Regions from separate parts of the Homo sapiens genome. Here regions 2 and 3 are each linked to region 1. Evidence: chromatin contacts called from ENCODE Hi-C or POLR2A ChIA-PET data. All regions are on one chromosome and are shown on one strand. Each heading gives the region's core, a stretch centred on a gene start or an enhancer-like site at or near the end of the contact. The rest is flanking DNA. Distances are from core to core; before and after follow the strand shown. Region 1 holds the start of EED (embryonic ectoderm development). Region 2 has its middle 59 kb from the start of DDIAS. Region 3 holds the start of DDIAS (DNA damage induced apoptosis suppressor).

Region 1 (2,700 bases), core at 103-2,602:
CAAAACATCGCGCACTTGGCGAAGCCAGGAACCCACACTTAAATACATCTGCCTATACCACTGTTGCCCAAAATCTTCCAGGTCGCCACCCCCCTCACCTTTATCTTAAGTAAAAACGTTCAAAGAAGAAATCACCCACTCTTACTTCCTCAAAGGTAGTCACTCCCCACCCCCAAATCAAAAATCGATCCTCTCAATTCGGCTCCTCCTACAGAAAAGGCGACCTTCAGGCGCACCCGGTCTCCGCGGACAGGACGGAGGCGGACACAAAACCCCCTTTAATAAAGTCTCCCAAACTCCGCAAATCGAAGATCACTTTCCATCCTGAAAATTCCACAAGGGTCTTAGAGTGACAACCCTTACGCTCCTTTAACAGGGTCCCTAACTCTGCCCCGTCCTTCCAACTTTCTTAGAAAAGTCTCTAACGTGCCTTTTAAACTACTAGAATCTCAGACCCGCACTCTCCCCTTAAATCCCCCCAAAGGCCAAAACACTCCCCATCACATGCAAACTGATTTCAGGGCAGACTTCTCAGACCCACGCAATCACTAGAACCACTCTCCTTTGCCTAGTTCCTGCTTGCTCTCGGCCCCACATCAAAATCCCCGTAGGCAATTTCAATTTTCTCCCGCACGCCCGCGTTTTCCTGAGTGACACCTCTCCCTCCCCCCACAGCAGCCCGCTCGTCCCCGCGCCCCCCGTTTTAAAAGAATTTAAAACTTTCACTCCGCAGTCTCGTAACTGCCAGAAGCTGCACTTACATTCTCGTCTCCAGAGAGGTCTGGATTGCTGTTCTCGTCACTGCTCAGCTTCTGCTTCTTGGCCGCAGGCATGTCTGTTCCCGCCGGCGCAGTCGACACTTCCCTCTCGGACATATTCCTCCGCCTCCCTCCAGGTTCCTGCCGCCTGGGGCGGGGCCTCCGCCACACCGCCGTCAAGCAAGCCCGGCCCGAGCTTGCCGCAAAGTTGCCGCTGCCGCCGCCACCTCCACCGCCCCCCCCACTGTCGCAAATCGCGCCCAGCCGCCGAGGCGGGCGTGCGTGCGACCCCGCCACACTGCTGAAAAAGGGGCGCGCGCGCGCGCCCTCCCGCGCGGCTTCCTGGCTCCTTCCCTTCCCCAACTCCCGTCTTGCCCTTTTCCCGCCGCCCTCCCGGCAGTCTACACGATGTAAGGTCCGTTGGATTAAGAGGGCAGTATTAAGTATGTCTCCCTTCCCACCACCGCCTCGAGAAGAGGCGAAACTCAAAGGGATGCTCCCTCACCCCCTTCCTCCTTCCAAAGACGTTTCAGCCGCAATTGGCCCGTTCCTTCGATCTCCGACCCGCTGCTAGGGAGCGAAAGTCTGTGGAATGGGCTACACCACCAATGTCCCAGGAAACGGGGGAAGATACAAGACGTCACCTCTTGCTTTAGCTGTGCATGCCACGTTTCCTTAATCTTGAACTTGGAGGACAGCGCTTCCTGACTATTCACGGAACTATTCATAACCTAATTCTTCCTTGAAGATAGAAATGCAAAAACAGTAACCTGCTTCCCCCTGGCTTCCCCCATCTGGCGAATGGAAAGTACCCGTCAGGGGATGCGCAGGCGCCGTGGCGTACTCTTGCGCTGGGTTCGTCGAAACCCGCCTCCTCCAAGCCCCTCCTCTGTTTGAATTCTCGTTTGCTGAACCAGGTAGTTTTCTACCCGGTTTCCGAATCCCAGGGTGGATTTCAAAGCGCTACCGAATTATACTCTAGACGCTTCGTAAATTCTTGTCGGATATTTATTCTGTTGACTATTTATTGTAATGAATGATTATCCTTCCAGTTGCTACCAATAGTGGTTAAGACTTAAATAGAAATATCCTAACATTATGAGACTAGACTCCAATGAGTTACAGCCAAAGTGCTCTTTTTAGCTGCTAAAGGATAGGCCCTGAACTACGCCAAGGCCTAAGAATCAGTGCTCATCTCCATTATGAGATTGTGATACTTAACCGACAATGTTTTGCTTGTTTTTGCACATCAGATACAATGAAATTCTAGAAGGCAACACAACTGTTAAACTTCACCAAAATATTTGCCTCTGTTACTATATCTATTCTCTAGCAGGTGCCAGATAACATTGGTGAGCCTTGTGGAATTATTATATGGGTCATGAAACCATAACTGAATGAGCAGCAGGAAAAGGAGAGTGATGACGAAAAATAAAATACGGCATCCGCCACCTTTTTTTTGTTTTTCTTAGAACATGATTGTGACTACTTATCTATTCGGGCTTCTGTAAAAATGTCCTCATCTGTAAAAATGAGGAGGCAGGAAGGGAGAAAGGGACCTACCATTTCTTGGGCACCTGCTTGATGTTGTATATCTTTTCTCTTCTAGACCTCATTACCCACCTAGAGTGCACCATCCATAAAATTCTAGTATACTTGAATTATTTCTGCATGATAACTTTATAACCAGGACATCAGTTTCCTTATCTGCAGATTGCAAGTCACTCTTTCTTTTGTAGATAAAGAGAGAACTCTTGGTTGAGAATGAGAAAAGGAAGTAAAGCAAAGGCAGGTCAGAATGAGAGGTTTCTGCAGTGAAGACTTTGAAATAAAGAAGCCGAAAAAAAATTAAAGTTGAGGTCTCAATGACGGCAGTCATTTGTTCAGTACTTCCAATGTTCCAGGCACTACTAAGCACTCCTCAGTTGGTGAGAAGAGATGA
Region 2 (2,700 bases), core at 30-2,529, 3.3 Mb after region 1:
ACACACACTGTGGCCTATTGGGGGGTGGAAGGTGGGAGGAGGGAGAGGATCAGGAAAAATAACTAATGGGTACTATGCTTAATACCTGGGTGACAAAATAATCTGTACAAAAACCCCCCATGACACAAGTTTACCTATGTAAAGAACCTGCACAAGTACCCCTGAACTTAAAATAAAAGTTAAATAAATTAAAAAAACAAAAAATACAGGGTAAATGCCATAGTGTCTGGTACATAATAGGCATACAGTAAATGATGAGTAATATTACATGTATAAAATAAAACGTTAATTATCTAGCAGGCCATTGAGAGATGGTGTCTAGTTAATTAGGCTGAATGGCTACTCAGTTACAGGTTTAATATTAGAGTCACCATATCCACTTGCCTGTGTTATATAAGAAAGAAATACTCCAAGATAAAGGAAGAGTTGTAAGATATTGTCAATGGCATTTATCGACCCTAATTAACTTAATCACGTCCATTCAGCTTGTTCAAGTTTATATTTGTTCAAATGCTTTCAATCAATCTGTCTTCATCTGTTACCGGCCAAACTGAAAGCCCTGAGACAAGTAATCTCTTTAAGCCCTGCTGAAATATAGCTATTTTGCCAAACATACAATACCCTAAGCTTGGATCTTGAAAAAGGTGATAAATACTTCTCCAGCAACTGCTGGTTTTGGGGCCTCTGTTTAGACATCTTGCATAATATTTTTTTCATGATTCTTTTGGTTGGTTGATTTTGCAATTATTGAAGTCGTAATCAATAACAAGTATATACAGCACCTGGATCTGATTACAGGCACTGTTGTATCCATTAACCCAGCTCTGAGCCCTTGCAGTTACTTTCACCAAATGAAAGGCTGCTGGGCACCCCTGTGTTTTACAATGTCATGTTATTATTTCCCACTCAAGGCAGGCAAGGGGTGGACAAACAGCTTGTCTTGGCACAGCTGGTGCCTCTAGTTAGCAGAAAATGCTTCAGACTGTGAAGGAGCTGTACGGAAGGGCCAAGTGGTCATGCACTTTGGCTTGGCACATAAAGGGATCTTATTAGAGGAAAGGTGTGATTTTTTTTTTTTACAGGTGAATTTATGTTTCTCCCTTGGAGGCAACTTTCTCTAATCACATCACAAATTAGGCTGAAAAACAAGTGATAGATCAGAGAAAACCACTGCAGGATACCTAACCTATGCTTGACCTTAAGTTATTCAAGTAGTGGCAGACATTGATCAACAGGAAGGAAGGTGTTTCACCGAGAAATGTCTAGCTTGAGAGATGAGGGTTCATGCAGCATTCTCCTTTAGCCTCATGAGTGGCAGTGCAGAGTACTGGAAAAATTAGAGCTCTGGTTCTGCCACTTATTAGTGACATGGTCTTAGCCTTGAGAAAGTTACTCGACCTCTGTAAACTCAGTTTACAAAGTTTACAAAAATATTTTCCTCAATCCTCATAGGTTACTTATAAGGAATAAATGAGCAAGTATGTAAAATATCTAAGAGATGGCTCAGAGGGAGAGGCTCCACATATTAGAGTCTTTTGCTTCCCTCTGTATAATGCACATATTCCTTTTTTTCAAAAAATTGATCTTTAAACATCTTTAATATGAACTAAAACATGAATACGGAAAAAGTGTATTATGTAATGGAACTATTATAAACACCCTTGTATTTGTGTCAGGAAATAGAACTTTGCCAGCCACCCCAGAATCTCTTCTTTCCACCTCAAAGTAACCGCTATTTTCACTTTCGTAGTCATCAAGGAAGTGATGCACCCAAATGTGTATCTCAAGGCACTTAAGTTTAATCTTGCCCATTCAAAAAAAAAAAACAACTAATATACATTTTAAATAATTTTAGTATATATCTCTTTCTCTCCCTTACAGTAATCTGTGGAAGAATGTGAACTGTTTGACCTGCAGTTTCTCACAGTCTGGATTTTGCTGATTTTATATTTATGGTGGAGGTCTGCATGTTCTGTCAGTTGTATATTTTTCATATTGACAGCTGGATGCAGAGGGAGTATACTCATGTTTAATCCCTTTGGGAAGATTATAGGAAGTGGTATCTTCTTCCATCAGAAAGCAGATATCTTCTTGTCTCTCTTTGGAATGTTAGCAACCATCGACGCTCATTGAGTGCATCCATTATTTGTTGGGGGTTACAAAATGGTAATATTCCATTTCTACCATTTAATAAATGCATTAATTAAAATATTTTTATAAAGAGAGCTTCCCTTCACCTATTTGGTTATCCAATGGTACAATTCATGAGAGAAAAGCAAGATAAATTTTTAATTTTTTTCCCTTTTTACCAGTTATCAACATAATAAATTGGTTCTCTATCATTATCTGAAGGTGATTAGTGTTTTTTTAATTGTTCAAAACCGTGAAAAATATTAAATGTCAGGTTTTTGTTTTGCCTTGTTTTTTTTAAGAGATGAGGTCTTATTTTGTCACCCAGGCAGAAGTGCAGTGGCATGATCATAGCTCACTGCCATATCGAACTCTTGGGCTCAAGGGATCCTCCTGCCTCAGCCTCTCAAGTAGCTGAGATTAAAGACTTGTGCAATTGTGCCTGGCTAACATTTTCATTTTCATTTTTTGTAGAGATGGGGTCTTGCCATCTTGTCCAGGCCAGTCTTGAACTCCTGGGCTCAGTTTTTTTTTTTCTTTTTTTTTGGAGACAGGGTCTTGCTATGTGCC
Region 3 (2,700 bases), core at 114-2,613, 3.3 Mb after region 1:
AAGCTCTTTCCTGCCTCAGGACGTTTGCACAACCTGTTCACTCTGTTTAGAATGTTTTTCTTTCCCTCTTTTGCATGGTTGGATCACGCTCATCTTTTAGGCATCAGTATCAACTCCTTGGAAAGGTCTTCTTAGACCAGTCTAATTCACATAGTTTCCTTGTAAATTCTCCTTAATTCCATCCATAAAAGGTAAGTTCCATTAGAACAGGAATCTACCTTGTTCATCATTGGATCTCAGTACCTAGCAATTCTTGGCACAGACGAAAGAAGCATTTAACTATCTGCAGAATAAACAAATAATTACTTGGTGCTCTGTGATCCAGTCCTGTGGGGTCAGGAAAGGGTTTCTGATTTAAAAGGCTTTGCAAACTGACTAAGAATTAGCCAGGTCAGGGACAGGGTCAGAAGACGGTTTGGGGTGAGAAGGAGGATAGTGCACTTCAGGAACACAAAAGACATTCTATATGGCTGGAGCGGTGGAAAACCACTAGGGCTGAAGAGCCAGGCAAAAGTCAGATAGGAAAGAGTCTGTAAGTCATGTTAAAGAGTTTGGGCTTAAACCTGAGGGCAAATAGGAGCGACTGAAAGGTTTTCAATGGGGAGTGCCTCGGTCAAATATGAACTTTATCAGCCCAGCAATGTGGAGACTGGACTGGAAGGTAGCAAGATTGAAAGCAGGAGAACCAGCTGGGGCGGCGGGGGAGGGGGGGGTTACTGTCACAGCTATGTAGCAGTCATAGGGTCGAACCAAAATAATGTCAGTAAAAAACGGAGAGAAGTGAACAGATCTGAGATATTCAAGAGGCTGGTAGGGACTGGCTGGATGTGAAAAGGAAGAAAACTTTCAAGCTCTGGTTTAAGCACATGGCTCAGTTAAAATATGTTCCTTCTAAGCCATCATAGCATTTTGGAAGATCCCCTTTCAGCACGTACTACTCTGCACAGTGGCCCACTGAATACGTATTTGCACATTACAGAAGCAAGAGTCGCGCCTTTTCCTCTCTATTTCCGATTCTAAAAGCTCACTCCGAGTCTAGCTCGATGGCACTGTAAGTGTTCAATAAACGTTCGTTAGGTGATTGCAAAAGCACTGAGTCTAAAATAAAATAACTGACGTTTATATTCTGTTACCCTCATGGCTGCCCGTTTACAGAGAACCACTTGTGAAAAAACAAGCGCCGGGCTCTGGGTGGGTCTCATTCATAATGAAGTTAAGAGCCTCCTTAGGAGTCTCCGGCTCTTCGGCTTCCCGAGAACCCCTTTACCCAGCTCACCTGGGGGAGAAGACCAGGAACGGGCCCAGGCGACGCACAGTGACTCGGACCGGCCGAACTCAGTAGCACGCCGGCAGCCTTCCAATCGAATCTCCCGCGTCCTTTTCCGCCGGAAGTAACGCTTTGGCTCTGATTACTCAGAGCCAATCAGAAGAAGGCGCCGCAGAGGGTGGAGCTTAGCGAGGAAATCCTACAAGCATCTGGAAACGACCATTTTCGTCAAACTGCGGGTAGAGTCTTTCTCCCCGACAGGTGGATCAGTAGTACAGTCCGTAAAATTGGTTTTGGAGCTTCGCTGAGCCTCCTGGGCGTAGGGTTCCCGGGAAAGTGTGGAGTGAGCCGCAGCGCCCTGGGGTCTGGCGGGGTGACTGAAAGAGGGAATGGAAGCTGGATGAAGAGGGTTGAGGGAGCTTTGGAAGCCAGACCCGGCGCTGTCCTAGGGGCTAGCACTACCCACGGGCGGAGGGAGGAAGGGGGCGGTGGCAGGAGGCAGGAGGGGGGTGGAGCGCGGAGTGGGTTTTCGGGTGCCGGAGAAGAAAGGGGGCGTTATTTGAAAGAAGGGACCGGGACCTGGCGGGATTTAGGGGCGATGTGGACCCGGGGCGACCTGTGTAATGGATGGGTTGTGCGAGCAACACAGTTTTGGGGTGACCCAAGAACGGAGTATCATAGGGAGTGGTTAGGCTCCAGATGGAGGTGGGTGCAAGGAGCACAGTCTTTGGACCTGGACCCAGCGGTCTGCGACGACGTGCTCCGCTCACTGCTGAGTGATCTAGTGCAAGTTCCCGCACCTCTCTGAGCCTCAGTTTCCACATCTGTAGATGGGAATAACAATCATATACGACGCACAAGATTGCTGTGACGATTTAGTTAGAGGAGATGATGCGTGTGCCTCCCTGCCTCGTGATACACTGGCCTGTAGTGAACCTTCAATAAATTGTCATGGTAGCTGTTATTGCCGTTACGTAGGATTTGCGGAAGGCAGGAGGTGTCGCAATGGAATTGCGGTGGCCAGGGCAGGGTTTGGTGGTGATGATAATGGTAGGGATATTGGGTGACCTGAAGGACAGGTGGGCTTCGGGGGCGCTATAGATAAAGCATGGGCTACAGCGATGAGTTAGGAAGAGGCCCTAGCATGATAAGGGCAGACTTGGGGTGTGACCGCAATGAAGGTGAGTGCTAAGGAGCAGATGGCACGAGAGGAAAGTGGAGTGGAGGCGGTGTCCTCGGGGATGGGGGCGGAGTGGCTGTGGTGACCTGGCTTGGGCGGCGTCTCTGAGGAGCTGGCTGGCTTTGGGTTTCCCCTGGGAGGAGCTGTTTTGCGGCGGGCGGAGCTGCAGGCTGGGCAGGGCTTAGCCTGTGCGCTTCTGCTGGCCTCCTTTTCGCCCTCCCACCCGCACTGCAGTCTCCAGCCTGAGCCATGG

The links. Hi-C counts contacts between places; a loop is a spot of excess contacts on that map. ChIA-PET counts read pairs that join two places held with the same protein, here RNA polymerase II (POLR2A). Pooled maps may share reads with other maps.
Region 2: a pooled map shows a loop between it and region 1 (2.8-fold over the local background). The contact joins the enhancer-like site here to the promoter of EED in region 1. A Hi-C loop is called at or near these places in 1 of 37 single-sample maps with no recorded cell type and 3 of 50 pooled maps. POLR2A ChIA-PET finds 5 or more read pairs at or near these places in 1 of 52 experiments (endothelial cell of umbilical vein).
Region 3: a map of naive thymus-derived CD4-positive, alpha-beta T cell shows a loop between it and region 1 (22-fold over the local background). The contact joins the promoter of DDIAS here to the promoter of EED in region 1. A Hi-C loop is called at or near these places in 2 of 168 maps with a recorded cell type or tissue (CD4-positive, alpha-beta memory T cell and naive thymus-derived CD4-positive, alpha-beta T cell) and 9 of 50 pooled maps.

What each region holds. Positions count from the first base shown.
Region 1 is chr11:86,243,405-86,246,104 of GRCh38, reverse strand. It overlaps EED (embryonic ectoderm development), which reads right to left and starts at 1,352. Exons shown (of 12, transcript NM_003797.5): 1 at 762-1,352. The coding sequence starts at 875. RefSeq lists enhancers at 840-1,368, 1,369-1,899.
Region 2 is chr11:82,959,175-82,961,874 of GRCh38, reverse strand. No RefSeq gene overlaps it. Among named protein-coding and RNA genes, the nearest start is that of DDIAS, 59 kb to the right of the region's middle. RefSeq lists an enhancer at 997-1,156. Within about 2 kb of position 1,279, at least 6 of the 41 ENCODE cell types and tissues checked have a DNase peak (open chromatin) inside an H3K27ac peak, as active enhancers do.
Region 3 is chr11:82,900,399-82,903,098 of GRCh38, reverse strand. DDIAS (DNA damage induced apoptosis suppressor) reads right to left here and starts at 1,363. Exons shown (of 6, transcript NM_145018.4): 1 at 1,277-1,363. It overlaps LOC124902602, which reads left to right and starts at 1,044. Exons shown (of 2, transcript XM_047427953.1): 1 at 1,044-1,051; 2 at 1,418-2,185. The coding sequence starts at 1,044. The coding sequence ends at 2,075. It overlaps PRCP (prolylcarboxypeptidase), which reads left to right and starts at 2,669. Exons shown (of 9, transcript NM_005040.4): 1 at 2,669-2,700. The coding sequence starts at 2,697. RefSeq lists silencers at 1,734-1,823, 1,874-1,923 and enhancers at 2,134-2,183, 2,464-2,563.